2 separate regions of the Homo sapiens genome follow, and region 1 is linked to region 2. The links are chromatin loops, found by intact Hi-C in ENCODE. Cell type or tissue: Calu3. All regions are shown on one strand.

Evidence for each region. Peaks named below come from ENCODE experiments on the same cell type or tissue, not always from the same donor. Only the 100,000 strongest peaks of a DNase experiment are listed, where the experiment ranks them.
Region 1: a loop joins it to region 2, with 5 times the contacts of the local background. A loop is called at or near these places in 9 of 110 quality-filtered maps.

What each region holds. Positions count from the first base shown.
Region 1 is chrX:102,948,128-102,956,127 of GRCh38, reverse strand. The region is part of intron 10 of LINC00630 (long intergenic non-protein coding RNA 630); the gene reads right to left. Among named protein-coding and RNA genes, the nearest start is that of RAB40AL, 15 kb to the right of the region's middle. In Calu3, a CTCF peak has its summit at 4,356 (motif pointing right); DNase peaks (open chromatin) are centred at 4,367 and 5,017.
Region 2 is chrX:103,461,590-103,469,589 of GRCh38, reverse strand. The region is part of intron 4 of LL0XNC01-250H12.3 (a long non-coding RNA gene); the gene reads right to left. Among named protein-coding and RNA genes, the nearest start is that of RAB40A, 54 kb to the left of the region's middle. RefSeq lists enhancers at 4,537-4,606, 4,807-4,956. In Calu3, a CTCF peak has its summit at 4,647; a DNase peak (open chromatin) is centred at 4,629.

The DNA.
Region 1 (8,000 bases), 510 kb after region 2:
CGCTGCCTCCCAAGTAGCTGGGACTACAGGTACGTGCCACCATGCCCAGCTAATTTTTTTGTATTTTTAGTACAGACAGGGTTTCACCATATTGGCCAGGCTGGTCTTGAACTCCTGACACAAAGTGTTCTTTAATAACTCTTGGGTAAACAATGAAATTAAGGCAGAAATCAAGAAGTTATTTGAAACTAATGAGAACAAAGATAAAACATATCAGATAATGGAATCTTTGGGACACAGCTAAACCAGTTTTAATGGTGAAGTGCTAAATGTCCACAACAAAAAGTTAGAATGACCTCAAATGAACAACCAAACATTACACCTAGAGTAACTAGAGGAACGAAAGCAAACCAACCCCAGAGCTAGCAGAAGACACAAAATAACCAAATCAGAGCTGAACTGACTAAAACTTATTTGCACAAAAACATACAAAAGGTCAATTAGTCCAGGTTGGTTCTTCAAAACAATAAATAAGATTGATAGACTGCTAGCTACATTAATAAAGAGATAAGATAAAAATAAACACAATCAGAAATGACAAAAGGGACATTACTACTGACTCCACAGAAATACAAAAAAAAAAACAACCCTTACAGACTACTTTGAACACCTATATGCATAAAAACTAGAAAACCTCGAATAAATGAATAAATTCCTGGAAACATACAACTCCCCAAGATTGAACCAGGAAGAAATTGAATCCCTGAACAGGCAAATAATGAGCTCTGAAATTGAATGAGCAATAAAAAGCATACAAACAAGAAAAAGCCCAAGACCAGATTGATTCACTGCCGAATTCTACCAGATGTATAAAGAAGAACTGAGACCATTCCTACTGAAACTATTCCCCAAAATTGAGGAGGAGATACTTTTCCCTAACTCATTCTATGAGACCAGCATCATCCTGATCCAAAACCTAGCAGAGACAACAACAACAACAATAACTTCAGGCCAATTTCTTTGATGAACATAGATGCAAAAATCCTCAACAAAATACTAGCAAACTGAATCCAGCAGAACATCAAAAAGCTAATCCATCATGATCAAGTAGGCTTTATCTCTAGGATACAAGGTTGGTTGAACATATGTTTCATATGTTCATAACAGAACTAAAACATAACATAAACAGAACTAAAAACAAGACATGATCATCTCTATGTATGCAGAAAGGCTTTCAATAAAATTCAACATCCCTTCATGATAAAACCCTCAATGAACTAGTCGTTGAAGGAACATACCTCAAAATAAGAGGCATATATGACAACCCCACAGCCAATATCATATTGAACAGCCACAAGCTGGAAGCATTACCCTTGAGGACTGGATGCCCACTCTTGCCACTCCTATTCAACATAATTCTGTAAGTCCTAGCCAGAGCAATCAGGCAAGAGAAAGAAATAAAAGGCATCTAAACAGGAAGAGGGGAAGTCAAACTATCTGTTTGCAGATGATATTACTCTGTACCTAGAAAACCCCATAATCTGCCCTAAAGCTCCTCGAACTTCAACTTTAGCAAACAAAATCAGTGTACAAAATCATTAGCATTTCTATACACCAACAATGTCCAACTCTGAGAGCCAAGTCAAGTATGCAATCCCATTTACAATTACAAAAACAGAAACAAAAACCTAGGAATACAGTTAACCAGGGAGGTGAAAGATCTCTACAAAGAGAATTACAAAACACTGCTCAAATAATTTAGAGATGACCCAAACAAATGGAAAAACATTCCATGCTCATGGATAGGAAGAATTGCTATTGTTAAAATGGCCATACTACCAAAGCAATTTATAGATTCAATGCTATTCCAATCAATCAATGACATTCTTCACAGCATTAGAAAAAACTGTTTTAAAATTCATATGTAACCAAAATAGAGCCCAAATAGCCAAGGCAATTCTGAGGAAAAGTAACAAAGCCAGAGACATCATGTTACCTGGCTTCAAACTATGCTACATAGCATACCTGACTTTGAGCGGCTACAGTAACCAAAACAGCATCGTACTGGTACAAAATCAGACACAGAGACCAATATAACATAACAAAGAGCCCAGAAATAAAGCCACACACCTACCACCATCTGATCCTTAACAAAGTCATCAGAAATAAGCAATGGGAAAATAACCCCCTATTCAATAAATGGTGCTGGTATAACTGGCTAGCCATATGCAGAAGATTGAAACTAGACCCCTTCCTTACATCATATACTAAGCTCAAGATGGATTAAAGACTTAAATGTAAAACCTAAAACTATAAAAAGTCTTGAAAGCCAGGTGCGGTGGCTCACGCTTGTAATCCCAACACTTTGGGAGGCCGAGGCGGGCGGATCAAGAGGTCAGGAGATCGAGACCATCTTGGCTAACATGGTGAAACCCCATCTCTACTAAAAATATAAAAAATTAGCCGGCTGTGGTGGCGGGCGCCTGTAGTCCTAGCTACTCAGGAGGCTGAGGCAGGAGAATGGCGTGAACCCGGGAGGCGGAGGTTGCAATGAGCCGAGATCATGCCACTGTACTCCAGCCTGGGCGACAGAGCGTGACTCCGTCTCAAAAAAAAAAAAAAAAAAAAAAAGGAAAAAAAAAGTCTTGAAAAAAGCCTGGGAAATAGTATGCTAGACATTGGCCCTGGCAAATATTTTATGATGAAGAAACCAAAAGCAATTGCAACAATACCAAAAATTAACTAATGGAACCTAACTAAATTAATAGCTTCTGCACAGCAAAAGAAACTATCAACAGAGTAAACATACAGCCTACAGAATGGGAGAAAATACTTGCAAACTATGCATCCAACAATGATCTAATATCCAGAATCTATAAGGAACTTCAACAAACGTATAAGCAAAAAACAGCCCTATTAAAAAGTGGGCAAAGAACATGAACAGATACTTTTCAAAAGAAAACATATGCGTGGCCAACAAGCATATGAAAAAGTGCTCAACATCACTAATCATTAGATAAATGCAAAACTACAATGAGATACCATGTCACACCAGTCAGAAGGGCTAATATTAAAAAGTCAAAAATTACAGATGCTAGCGAGGTTGTGGAGGAAAGGAAATGCTTATACACTTCTGGTGGGAATGTAAATTACTTCAGACATCGTGGAAAGCAGTGTGGTGATTTCTCAAAGGACTTAAAATGGAATTTCCATTCAACCCAGCCATCCCATTATTGGGTATATACTCAAAGGAATATAAATTATTCTACTATAAAGTGACATGCACACATTCCACAGCACTATTCACAATAGCAAACGCATGGAATCATCCTAAATGCTCATCAATGGTAGACTGGATAAACAAAACGTAGTACATACACACCACGGAATACTACACAACCATAAAAAGAATGAGAGCATGTTCTTTGCAGCAGCATAGATGGAGCTGGAGGCCACTATCTTAAGTGAACTAATACAGGAACAGAAAACCAAATACAACATGTTCTCACCTGTAAGTGGGAGATAAACATGAGTACACGTGGACACGTGTACTTGAGAATAGAGGGTGGGAGAGGACTGAAAAACTACCTATCATGTACTATGCTTGTTACCTGGATGATGAGATAATCTGTACACCCAACCCCTGTGACAAGCAATTTACCTATATAACAAACCAGCAAATATACCCCTGAGCCCCTAGCCTAAAGTAAAAGTTTAAAAAGTATTAAGTGAATAAAGAAATGAATTATACTTGAATATAAAAATAAAAGAAATAGCAACTCTCATACTGGGATATTAGGAGTATATCTGATAAATATTATTCTGATTTCATTATATTAATATAAAATTTTAGAGTATCTGAGATTTTAAAAGGATGCTTTCAAAATCTTATTAAGAAATTCTTGCCAAGACATTTGTGTATATGAGCAAGTGTTACAAATATCATCTGTTATAGAAACTATGGTAAGGGAGCTTACTTTTTACCACTAGGATACTGGGGAAATAAAGTTTACAGCATCCTACGATGAAACACCAGTTAATATAAAAATATTGAACGTATATTGTAACGTAATTTCGAATGTTATAGAAATTTATTTCCATGAAAAAATGCTAATAAAGATTTAAAGAGGGGTACAAAGACTTGAACAAGTAGTCTGGATCCATTTTTCCCTCATTTAGGTCTCTGATTTTCCAGTGGTCAAAGAATAAAAATTAAAATGACCTTTTTCTTCTGATATAGAACTCTCTTTTCAGCACAGTAAGAGATAACGATTTCTGTCTTGAGCCCATCAATGTCCCTGGGAATACTGAGAATGTCCGCTTTGCCACCCAGAGTTCCAGAAAGCTCTGTAAGGTGGGCTTGGGCCACAGCCTCTCCCTCCCACCTTCCTGCTCGCGATGTTCTAGCTGTAGTTCAGCCTTCTGTCACGAGAGGGCACCACGGTACCACCATTATCGAACTCTATCAAGAAGGGTCTGCAAGGAGCAAAAAATAAAATACCTCCCTTAAAACTTAGCTTATGAATCTAGATTACAGAGTAATTCTAATTCTGTCAGAAAAAAACCTGATGATAGGTGTAAAATAAGTCTGTATATATGTATGGCATCAACAATGAAACACCAGACAGCTCTAGCACACGTTGGCAATCATTAGCATTAATAGTGCAAGGCAGGCAGAAGGTGACTGAGAGAGTATGGGCGTGCCTAAGTGGGTCCTGGGCAGCTGCGTCCATAATGTCCTGGAGAGGGGATGAGTGAGAGGGAGTGAGAGGTTTGAGAAGCCTGTACAACGGTAGGGTAACGGAGGGTGAACACCCAGCTCTCTGGAAGGCACCCCTCTACAGTGTGGACACCTCAATCTACACCGAGGAGGGAAGAGATAAATCAATGAATTCGATGTAGATTTGGGGTGAACAGCAAATAGGACTGTTTTTAATATGCATGTGAATTTTCCAAACAGAATTGTTATTATAATAAATATTTTCATAACATTCATTACTCTGTAGAATACACTTCTGTTCATTAAAAAAGAACGACAAAGATGAAGATAGCTGTGATGCCTCCTGGTGGCCAGAGAAATTATTGCACATCTGGGAGTAGAGTTGGGGCAGGAGAGGGGAGGGAGGAAGGGAGGGTGGGATCTAATTAATGGCATCGGGCACAGTATTCTGGAATTTTTCACATACTTGTCACAATTTGTGTGCATCCATTTATCTAGGTTATTTTTTAAAAGTATATTTTCTGGGATATATAAACCTTTTTCTTTCATTTAGAATTTTTCAACATCAGTAATATTGTTACTTAAAAACTATATGGGTCATAATTTAAAAAAAAAGTTTAGCGGATCACGAGGTCAGGAGTTCAAGACCAACCTGGCCAACATGGTGAAACCCCATCTTTACTAAAAAATACAAAAATTAGCCAGGCGTGGTGGAGGGCGCCCGTAATCCAAGCTAGTTGGGAGGCTGAGGCAGGAGAATCGCTTGAAACCAGAAGACAGAGGTTGCAGTGAGCCAAGATTGCACCACTGTACTCCAGCCTGGGCAACAAGAGTGAAACTCTATCTCAAAAAAAAAAAGTTTAATACTCTGGGATCATGTAATGGCAGACCCCAAGGAGATGAGATCATTCACAGCCCCAAAAGCATGAAGACAAAATGAGAAAAACTTTAAAATAATCAAAATTAACTGTTGATAGGGAGATAACAAGGGTATTTTACTGGTTTACTTAGTCACACCTAAAATCAGTAACCTTATATGAATAATGGTGGTGATATTGGGTAATTTGACTGATACTTAGGATTATAGAAGATTAAATATATTTAAAAACGTCTTGAGGCGTGTGTACTATCCCTTGAGGAAGATTAAAGCATTAACAGGCCTGGAGCCATCAAGTCAAAATAGAAAAATACCTTAAGTATTCCAAAGTTAGCTGCTGATCTGGAAAGAACAAGTTGTCTCTCTTATTTGCATAAAATTTCCTAAAGGCAGCACCCTGATGTGAATAATGGTCATAGTCATGGGTACCTTGGACGGCAGTTAAGATTAAAGGAGATGAGATGTAAAGGGCATTTGCTTACAGTAGTTCAGTGCATGTTACTTTCCCTCTCTCCAGCTCACTTGTCTCAAGGCCAACACCTGAGCTTCTGCCTGAGCCCATTCACCACTTCAAGGATCAGCCAACTCGTGTGGCCCTACACCCATGTCTCTTGGTACAAAGCATGAGATTTCACCTCCTCTGCCTTCATCATTACCCAGAGGGGTTGTGGAGTGGGGACCTGTGGGGAACAACAGCCAGGGAGTGGAATCTGACCATTTATCAAGGCCTGGAAGCCCATCTTCTAAAAGGGAGGCTGCCCAGAGCCATCTAGGGAGGGTGAGGGATGGAACCTCATTCCAATCCTGCCACTTTCCTGGGGAGGTGACTTAGGTTCTGTGAGGCTGAGCTTGGTCATCTGTGAAATGGGATTGACCATACCATCTCTACAGAGCTGTCCTGGGGGGTAAATGAGAAAACCTCTTGAGAATATACGGCATGGAGTTGGACTTCAATTATCTTTAAATGTTGGGACACAGCAGTAGGGACTGGCTGGGCCTCAGGGTTAAGGCAGGCATTGTGAAAAATCATTTCTCATTATTTCCCTTTATAAGAAAACAGTTGAAGAAAGCAAATGTTCCTTTGATATGCCTTGAGTTCAAAGTTTTGTAGACAGTAGTTTCTCTACTTCTTGGGTGTTATCAGAAGCTTATAAGAGCTGTTCAACATCATTCCCCTGAGCTGACCCAAATCCAGTTTCCCTTGCCTGGAATACAGGCATGTCTTTGAACTCACCTGGTGATCTCAGTGATAGATAGCAAAGTAAGCAAAGTGTGATGTCTGCTAATGGCTCCTTCTGGACTGCTTAGTATTTTAATTTATGTATAGGAAAATTCTGGACCCATCCTGCAGTCATCAATGCAGGAGTCCTCAGGCCATGTATTATCCAGCCACATCACACCAGGATTTCAGCCACCTGCTGCCTTCTGGAGAGGCACAAATCCAATAGTTAGCAGAATTTTTTACACATAATTGTCTATTCTTTTGTTAGGTAATAACTAAATGTTTATTGAGCTCAGATTTCATGCTGTCCCGGTGGAGGCATCTCATTAGCTCTAAAGTGGAAATGAGAGGGTAAGAAAAGATATGAATATATGGGCAACTTCAAATGTTAAATTGAGATGAGATGGCTCCTTCCCATTATTTTTTCTTTTGAATTTTTCTACTGCCCAATAATTTTAAACTTGATCAAGTTTCAAGTAATTTAAGATTTTCAAATGTCATTCGTTGGACTTACCAGCATCCATTGCAGCCACATGATGGAGATATCTCTTCTGTCTCTCTTTATTGCTCTCTTTCTTTCTCTCTTTGTCTCCTCCTCTTTCTTGGTTTCTTTTTCTTTACATTCAAAGTTCCATAAAGAGTTTTCTACATTCCCTGTTAATATTCTCCACTTTCCACTGACTATCCCACTGCACTATGGCCTCTGTCCACAACATCAAGTAACACATGTGAACTCAAACACCTCTGAAGTGTGTTTCTTGTGCAATTAAAAAATAATAAATGAAATGGAAAAGTGTACTCATGTCATAACAACCGTCAAACAAAATTAGATCAGGTTCTAAATGAGATGCATCCTTAAACCAATCAAGGGATTTCGATAGTAGTTTGGACATATGAAAACTAACTGCAGGGAATCACTGTCTTCTTTCATCAGCTTGGCCCAGATTAGGTTCCAGATGTACAGGGTAACCCCACATGAGTTACAGTTTGAGTTAAGTACAAGTAGTCTGGACAAATAGAAGGTGTTTCATGAAAGAATACACTAAGTCATTGTTTTAGGCTAGTTCACTCCAGGGAAACTCTAGGTGTTTGAATACATCAGGAAAAAAAGTGGGCTTGAAAATAATATCTGCAGATTTTATTAATGCTCCCTAAGCATATAAACTGGGTAAATGAGCCTGTCTGTTTTGGCAAGTTGGAAAGAGAGTATACATGACATGTAGGCATATATGGCAAATCCC
Region 2 (8,000 bases):
CTACATCATGAGGAATATGCATCCTCTAATAGAGGGGCAGTTGTCACACTGAGGATGAATACTTGAAGGGACAGGCTCCAAATACATACAGAGTGGGGATGCACAGACTATTTAAAAGATATTGCCAAATCAACCTGGAAAGAGGTTGTACGAAGTGATATCCCCTCCCCCAATATGAGACAGAGTAGACCTACCCATATGCACACCTCACTGAAATCCTCGATGGTTTTTTAAAATACTTTGATAACATGACAGGTGGAAATTCTCTCATTTTCATCATATTTAACTGGATACTAAGGTAATTTTTAAATAATTCCCTAATAAACACTCTGTTAATCATCATTATTGCTATTTTTTTAAATGCAAAAGGGTCCAGTTACATATGCAGCCTAACAGACAATAAGCAACAAGCACATGAGCCTGTAGGTTCTCCTAGGGCTACTGCTGGCATTAAGGCTCCAGGGTGTATATGTGTGTGTGTGTGTGTGTGTATTTGTGTGTGTTTGTGTGGTCTCTGGTGGCTCCTAATGACAGTGCATTTGCCTAGAAGATTAAGAATGTCTCTCTGGGATATTGGTTGAGTTCAAGTTTAGAGAGGAGCTGGATCTACACGTTCTGGAGTCTTTCTGAATGACACAAGAGCTGGACCACAACTTACTTCTGAGTAGGCTGTAATCCTGTCCCCATGATAGAAAACAAGCCTGTCTGAGACCTCACCTACTCAGGTCAGTGTGGATCCCTCTAGCATGTAAGGTGTGGTAGTCTGCCTAAATCTACTTCTGAACACTGTAGCTGGGTGCTCCCATCTTGCTGCCATCAGTTGTAGAGACCTGGGAAGCTGCATCCTCTCAGCCACCTAACTCCACGGGTTCAGTCATCTGCATAAAAGCTCTGCGCTGGGAGATAAAAATTTGTGAATTATCAGCATGTTTGACACATTGTGCATCCACCCATTCAGTCATTCCTCAGTTAACAGTTACTAGGCATTAAGGCCAAACTCTACACCATCCCTTTGGTTAAGTTTTAGGCTTCCCCAGAATAGAAACAAGAAAGTGAAGTGTGGAAAGGAGGGTGTGGTAAATTCAGATGGCAGATCTAAGAAGAGATGGCTCCTTCCCACTAACAGATTAATCATAGAGACTCATCACTGATGATTGTAAAACATAGTTCAGTGCCATGGACCCATTTCTACATCTTTAGTTGATATCCTCTTTACATATATTCTCCCATTTACAATCAATATTCTATGAAGAATTCTCAATACTCAACTCACTTCCCTCTGCACTTCCCTACACCTCAGTCTTCATTTCTCATCTACTGGGACTTGGTTCCCCCACCCTTCCACTGAAATGAACTCTCCCAAGTCTACAGCCACCTCTTTGTCACATTTATAGATCAAGAGTGTTGAAATAAATGTTCAAATGGAGATAAACAGGTACTTTCCCAGGGGGAAAAGGTTTCCCTCCCCCAAGACAGAATTCATTTCCTTGTGTCTATAGACAAAGATAGCATGCAATGCTATCAGTTACCTAAAAGGTAGAGTTGTAAAACAGCTTTCAGAGTCAGATAACCAGAAGGCTAAGCTGCAGACGACATGCTTTCAAATGAAGCACACATTTTACCTGACACAGCTTATACTTTTGCTTCATCGACAGGGAGTTCATAAATAGGTTTACTTTATGTTAGCAGTAATTTTTATGGCTACTTCAATAATCTTGCCTTATCTGTTTTTTATTTCTGTCTCAAGGGGTACCAAGTAGGCAATGAAATAAAGTGAAATTATAATGCTGTTCCAAACTTTGCCATGATTAAATATATTATCTAAAAGCACTAATATATCACAATTAGAAAATATAGTGGTGATGAAATATAATTGCGGTGATAGGGAGCTCTTTTGCAGTTTCCTGATAGTTAAGTCAAAATTCTTTTACTGTACCACTGAAATAATGATGCTGGAATTCTTCGGGGATATATCCATTAAGTAAAATATTTCAACTTTAAAATAAGTATGCATAAATCCATACTGATATAAGTAAATGTTTGGTGAATTAATAAAGAAAAGCATGTGAGAAGACAAACAGTCTTTATGGAATGATTGCAAATAGTATTTGTAGCTACTAACCCTCCAAGAGGTGAAGCTTAATCCTGAATGAAGGTCACACTTAGTGACTCACTTCTCAGGAACATAGTACGTGAATTGAAAAAGTTACTGTACATTGGAAAACTTGGCAAACACGACTTTAACTATGTGATGAAGGTTAACATCACCAGTGAGGTCATGTCATCATGTAAACCCAAATATTATGTGATAAGAAGGGCACTTCAACTCTGTGGTATTCTTTCTGAAATTCCATAATGCTGGTCTAATCATGAGAAAAAGACAACAGATTAAGGCTGTACTCCTCAAGACTGTCAAGGTCAATAAAATATTCTGAGAGTTCCTCATATTGTCAAGCAGAGAACTGCCATATAACCCAGCAACTTTACTCCCAGGTACATACTCAAGAGAAACGGAAACCTATGTCTACATAAAAACTTGCACAAAAAATATATGTAGCATCATAATTCATAATGGCCGAAAACTGGAAACAACTCAAGTGTTCACCAATTGATGAGTGGATAAAAAAATGTGGTATATCAATAAAAAGGAATAAAGTACTGATACATGCTACAAAATAGATAAACCTTAAAAACATTATGTGAAGTGAAAGAAGCCAGACACAAAAGATGAATATTGCATGATTCCACTTCTATGAGATGTCCAGAATAGGTAAATCCACAGAAACACAAAGCATACCTGTGATTCCTGGAGCTGGGGGTGAAAGCAGGGATTAACTGCGTTCAAGTATGATGGGACATTTTATAGTGATGGAAACCTCCAAAACTCAACTACGGTGATGGTTGCACAACTTTTGTTTACTGAAAATCATCAAGTTGTATCCTTAAAACTGCGAATTTCATTGTCTGTAATTATATTGCAAGAAAGCCTTCTGTTGTACCTCAGTAATGACCAAACTTTTTCATATGAAGGCCTTGATGCCCATGTTTTCTATACCCATGAATATATATAAAACCGTAGCTGTATCCCAGCCCTGCTGACTGTGTCCTAAGTAACTCCAAGCAATGGCAGTCTCTCCCTGCCCCACCACCACCACCCCTCACGCTGACTCGGGCTTTGCTTGTATGAAAAATTCGAGTTGCACCTGATCACTTCCACATCTTCTAACTGTGGAAGAAACTGGAGAGTGGGTCCACAACAGCATCCAGGGCCTCCACTCTAACATGACATCAGCATTATTATTTTTTACTCCTCTTGGGATTTTCTCCTGTGACTCCACCTGAGGAATCTAAATGGCATTACCTCTCTGGGTGTCAGTATTGCAATACTTATCAAAGGGCTACATAGGTGCACACCCTTTGCACCAACAATTTACCTTTTAGAAGTTTATCTTCAGGACATTGTGAAGGATGCTGATAAGCATCTGGTTATAAGTACTGTCATTCTGAAAATTCCCTTCCTTTATTTCTGGGCCTGAATTTAGGAAGAAAGACCAACCGGTACACCAAATTATGAAGGGGCAGAAGGAAGCAGAGGGAAATGCTGTGCACACACACAAGCAGTGACAAATACACACACATGTACAGCAACCAGGTTCTGTTATTAGTACTGTAATAACCTCCAAGACAGTTAGTAAGGCTCTAAGAGGACCCATTTGGCTCACCAGTGTAAACAGCTACAGGAACTGTGCCCTTCAGCCATGCACAGACTCTGAAAAGATGTCTTCCACACAGTGTAGATAACAGGGAATATCAGAACACTCTGACTAACACAGGTTTGAGAAAACTGATGTCATATCCATAGGATGGAATTCTAGAATTCAGCAAAACAAGTTTTAATGAAGATAACGATGAGAGGTGATTTGTTGCCTGTAAGATTAGCAATGATTCACATTATTTCTAATGTGTGAAGACACAAGGTCCTTACATACTGTTATGTAAGGAATATAAGTTAGAAATAGTATTTGGATTTCACTATGTTAATATAAAATTTTACAGTTCCCAGGGTTTTGAAAGACCACTTCCAGGAACTTTTTTTTTTTTGACAGAAATGCTTACAAATATATTTGCATATATATGAGGAGGATATTAAGTATACTATTGTTTGTAACAGGAAAAAATGTTAAAGCAACTACATTTTTATGACTGGGATACTAATTAAATGAATTTTTGGGGCACCCACATGATGAACCACCTGGTTGATAAAAAAAAGAGACTACAATTATTTTTGGAAGGAAATTTAAAACATTATTATGGAAACGCATGTGTATGCAAAGATGATCACAATGAGGGCAAATGTGGGTCACAAAGATCACTTAGTGGCCAAGATGCATTTTTGCTTATATAGGTCTATAGCTATTTATCCAGAGGTTTGAAAGCATAAACACAGAAATGATCATTTTGTGCTTTCACATAGCACATAAAGAGGCTACACTTTCTGTCTGGTGGCCGTCAGTATCCCTGTACAGTGGGAATGCCCATTTTTCTACTCACACTTCCAGAAAACTCTGTAGGGTGTGCATGGGCCACAGCACCTCCCTCCCACCTTCCTGCTCAGCGATGTTCAAGCTGCTGCAGTTCAGGCTTCTGTCATGAGGGGGCATCACTGTACCACTATTATCAAACTTCTCTACAAAGTGTAAGCAAGGAGCAGAAAAATACGGTATCCTCCCCTAAAACCCAGTCTATGAAAGGAACTGCAGAATGATTCTGTCTGGAAAAAAAAAACAACCCTGACAGGTGTAAAAAAGAGTGTAAAAACATACTGTGGGACATCCATAGGATGAAACACCAGGTAGGTCTGATGTGCCTTGGCTGTTGCTGGGAGGCAGGATTGGGGGAGCCCAGGGCAGCAGGAAGTGACTGAAAGGATGAGGCGCTGGAGTGGGGTCTGGGCAGATGTGTCCACAATGTCTTGGAGAGGGGGGTCAGTGGGAGGGAGTGGGAGAGAGTCTGAGAAGCCTGTACAGGGTTGGAGTGATGGGTGGTGAACACCCTGCTCTCCAGGAGGGACCCCCCCCTACAGCGTGGACACCTCAACCTACGCTAATGAAGGAAAAAATAAATTACTGAATGCGCTGTAGATTTGGAATCAACAGCAAATTGGCCTGCTTTAATATACAAATGGGTATTCCGAACTATTGGTATCACAGTAAAGAAAAGTTTCATAACATTACTTACTCTGCGAAATTTACCCCTTTTCATTAAGAAAGAGCAAGGAACGTGGAGATAGCTGTAATGCCTCTTGGTGGCCAGAGTCAGGATTGCAACTCTGAGTGTAGACCAGGGGACTCAGCAGCGGGCAGGGAGGGATGAAAGTTGGGAGCTTGATTAATGGGATCAGACATGGTTTTCTGGAACTTTTCACTTACATCCAGCTATCCTTCTGTATCCATCATTTTTTCTGGAATATTAACAGAAGCACTTTTTGTGGGATATCTAAATCTGAGATCAGAAGCCAGTCCTGGTCTGAACTGAAGATAATACTGCAACTGTGAGCTGTACTTGAGGTGGTGGAGCTAGACTAGCTAGAAACACACACACACACACACACACACACACACACACACACACACACACTCCATTCATTTTTTAAAATCTGCTTTGTTTCCCCATAAAATTGGCTACAATGAATGCTTTTCCAAAGCAAAAAAAATATATATATATATATGGAATATATGTGCACATTACTTTTGTCAATCTGATGATAAGTATTTTGTTTTCAATTTTTATTAAAATACTTTTTCCCCCCGAATACAAAATTTCAAACACTATGCAAAAGCACTTCAATACATTTAAATCATCCTGCATCTCTCACTGACCCTACTCCTACCCCCTGGCCCCAAGGGGTCTGTTGTCCCTTAGGATAATGCACGCTCTCCAGACGCATCCCTGTAGGTGACGTGCACACGAACATGTTCGACCCCCAACACACATCATAGTCCTCTCCAAAAGTGCAATCACAGTCCTCATCTTCTTTGACAACCTATCTTTTCCACTTAAGATACCCCTCCCTCTCCCTCCTCCTTCTTCCTCTTCCTCTTCTTCTTCCTCTCTCTCTCTCTCTCCTCTTTTCCCTTCAAAGTTAAAGCTCTAAAAATAGTTTTCTGCATTCCTTGTTAACATTCTTTATTCGCCACTAACCCCCTATCCCACTGCACTATGACTTCCATTGCCAGGATTGTAATGAATGTGATCTTACCAAGGTCACCATTCACCTTTTTGTTACTAGGGCCAGTGTTTGTATACATCTATTAACATACTAAGTATTACTTTAAATGCATTCCTAAAACATGCACGCTTGTGCAGACTGTTTCTTTCACCTAAGAAATCTGTGACAGTTTTCAGGCTCTGAAGCATGACATCCTGGACACAAATCCAAGCTGTCCCACTCCCTAACTGTGTAGTCTCAGGCAAAGTCCTTATTCTCTCTGCCACTCAGTTTCTCATCTATAAAGTGGGAATCAGCAAGGATATCTCTTTTTTTGAACATTACTATTACCTTTATTTATTTTTTCAATTGATATATAATATAGGGTTACATATTTTGGGGGGTACATGTGAAAATTTAACACACTCATATATTTGTAAAGATCATATCAGTATAACTGAGATATCCATCACCTTAACTATTTGTTTTCTTTATGCTAGAAACATCTAAATTATTCTCTTAACTATTTTGAAATACACAACCTGCATTCTTAAAATCTCTAATTTTCACTACAACCAACCTTGGATGACCTAAATTTTAATTAACTTAAGAACATCTCAAAAGCACTTGGAATGACTGATCTCACAAAATAGCACTATCGTTTTTCCACATGGCTGTACAAAAAGCTGAGGGGTCATACTTTATTCTGCCTTATCCCCACATACTTCACACACACAGCTACTACAGGTCTTACCCTCCCTACCTCCAAACACATACTGTCAAGGTCCATTTCTCCCTCTACACATGGCTGCAGCATTGATACCATCAGCTTGCTCCTCCCTAGACTTCCGCAATATTTTCTAATGGTTATTCTCACACACTATCTTCTCCCTCTCTAGTCCATTCTTTGCACAGTGACCAGAGTCACTTTCTGAAAACATGAGTCAGATGATATTGTTCCCATTCTCTAACCCTCCACACTCACAATACAATCCAAACTCCTTACAATGGCTTAAACAATATTGCTCCTATCTGCCCCTTCAACCTCATCTCACCAGTCTGTGCATTGTCTGCCAGGCTCTAGGCACTTGAGCTTTTCCCTGCTCTTGGAACACACGGTGCCCATGCACATTGTATACACACTGGCAAAAAGTCAGTCTGTGCCTAGCTTCTTTTTGTTATCCAGGACTCAGCTCAAATGTCACTTCCTGAAAAGGAGCTTCACTTACAACCCCATCTGTAATTATCTTTATCTTGGTCATTTAATACTCTATATGTGTTAAAACACAAATCCCCATATGAAATTACCCTGCTCATTGATCTGTTTACCTACTTATTACCAGTTTTCTCAAACTAGAAATGATATGTCCGGGGACCATGTTTGTCTTGTTCTCTGTGCTGTTTCCCCGGTGCTTAGATCAATGCTCCACACATAAATCACTGAATGAAAATTACTGAATTAAAGGAACTGGTACCTATTTCACAAAACAGAAATGACACAGATATTAAAAGCAAAGTAGTAGGAGCAACCAATGATGAAATTAGACATGAAAGGATTCAAATTTTTCATAGACCTTGTTGCAAATCCACAGCAGTGCTTTTCAAACATGGATGAGTACCACAACCAATTGGAAAAATTTCTCAAAATATAGATACCTGCCACCACATCTCCCTGTTTTTCATTCAGCTGACTTATGGTAGACCCAAATATCTACTATTTTAACAGGCAATCCATGATGATTTTGATGAAGTAGTCCACGAACCATACTTGGCAAAATTCTGATGAAAACAC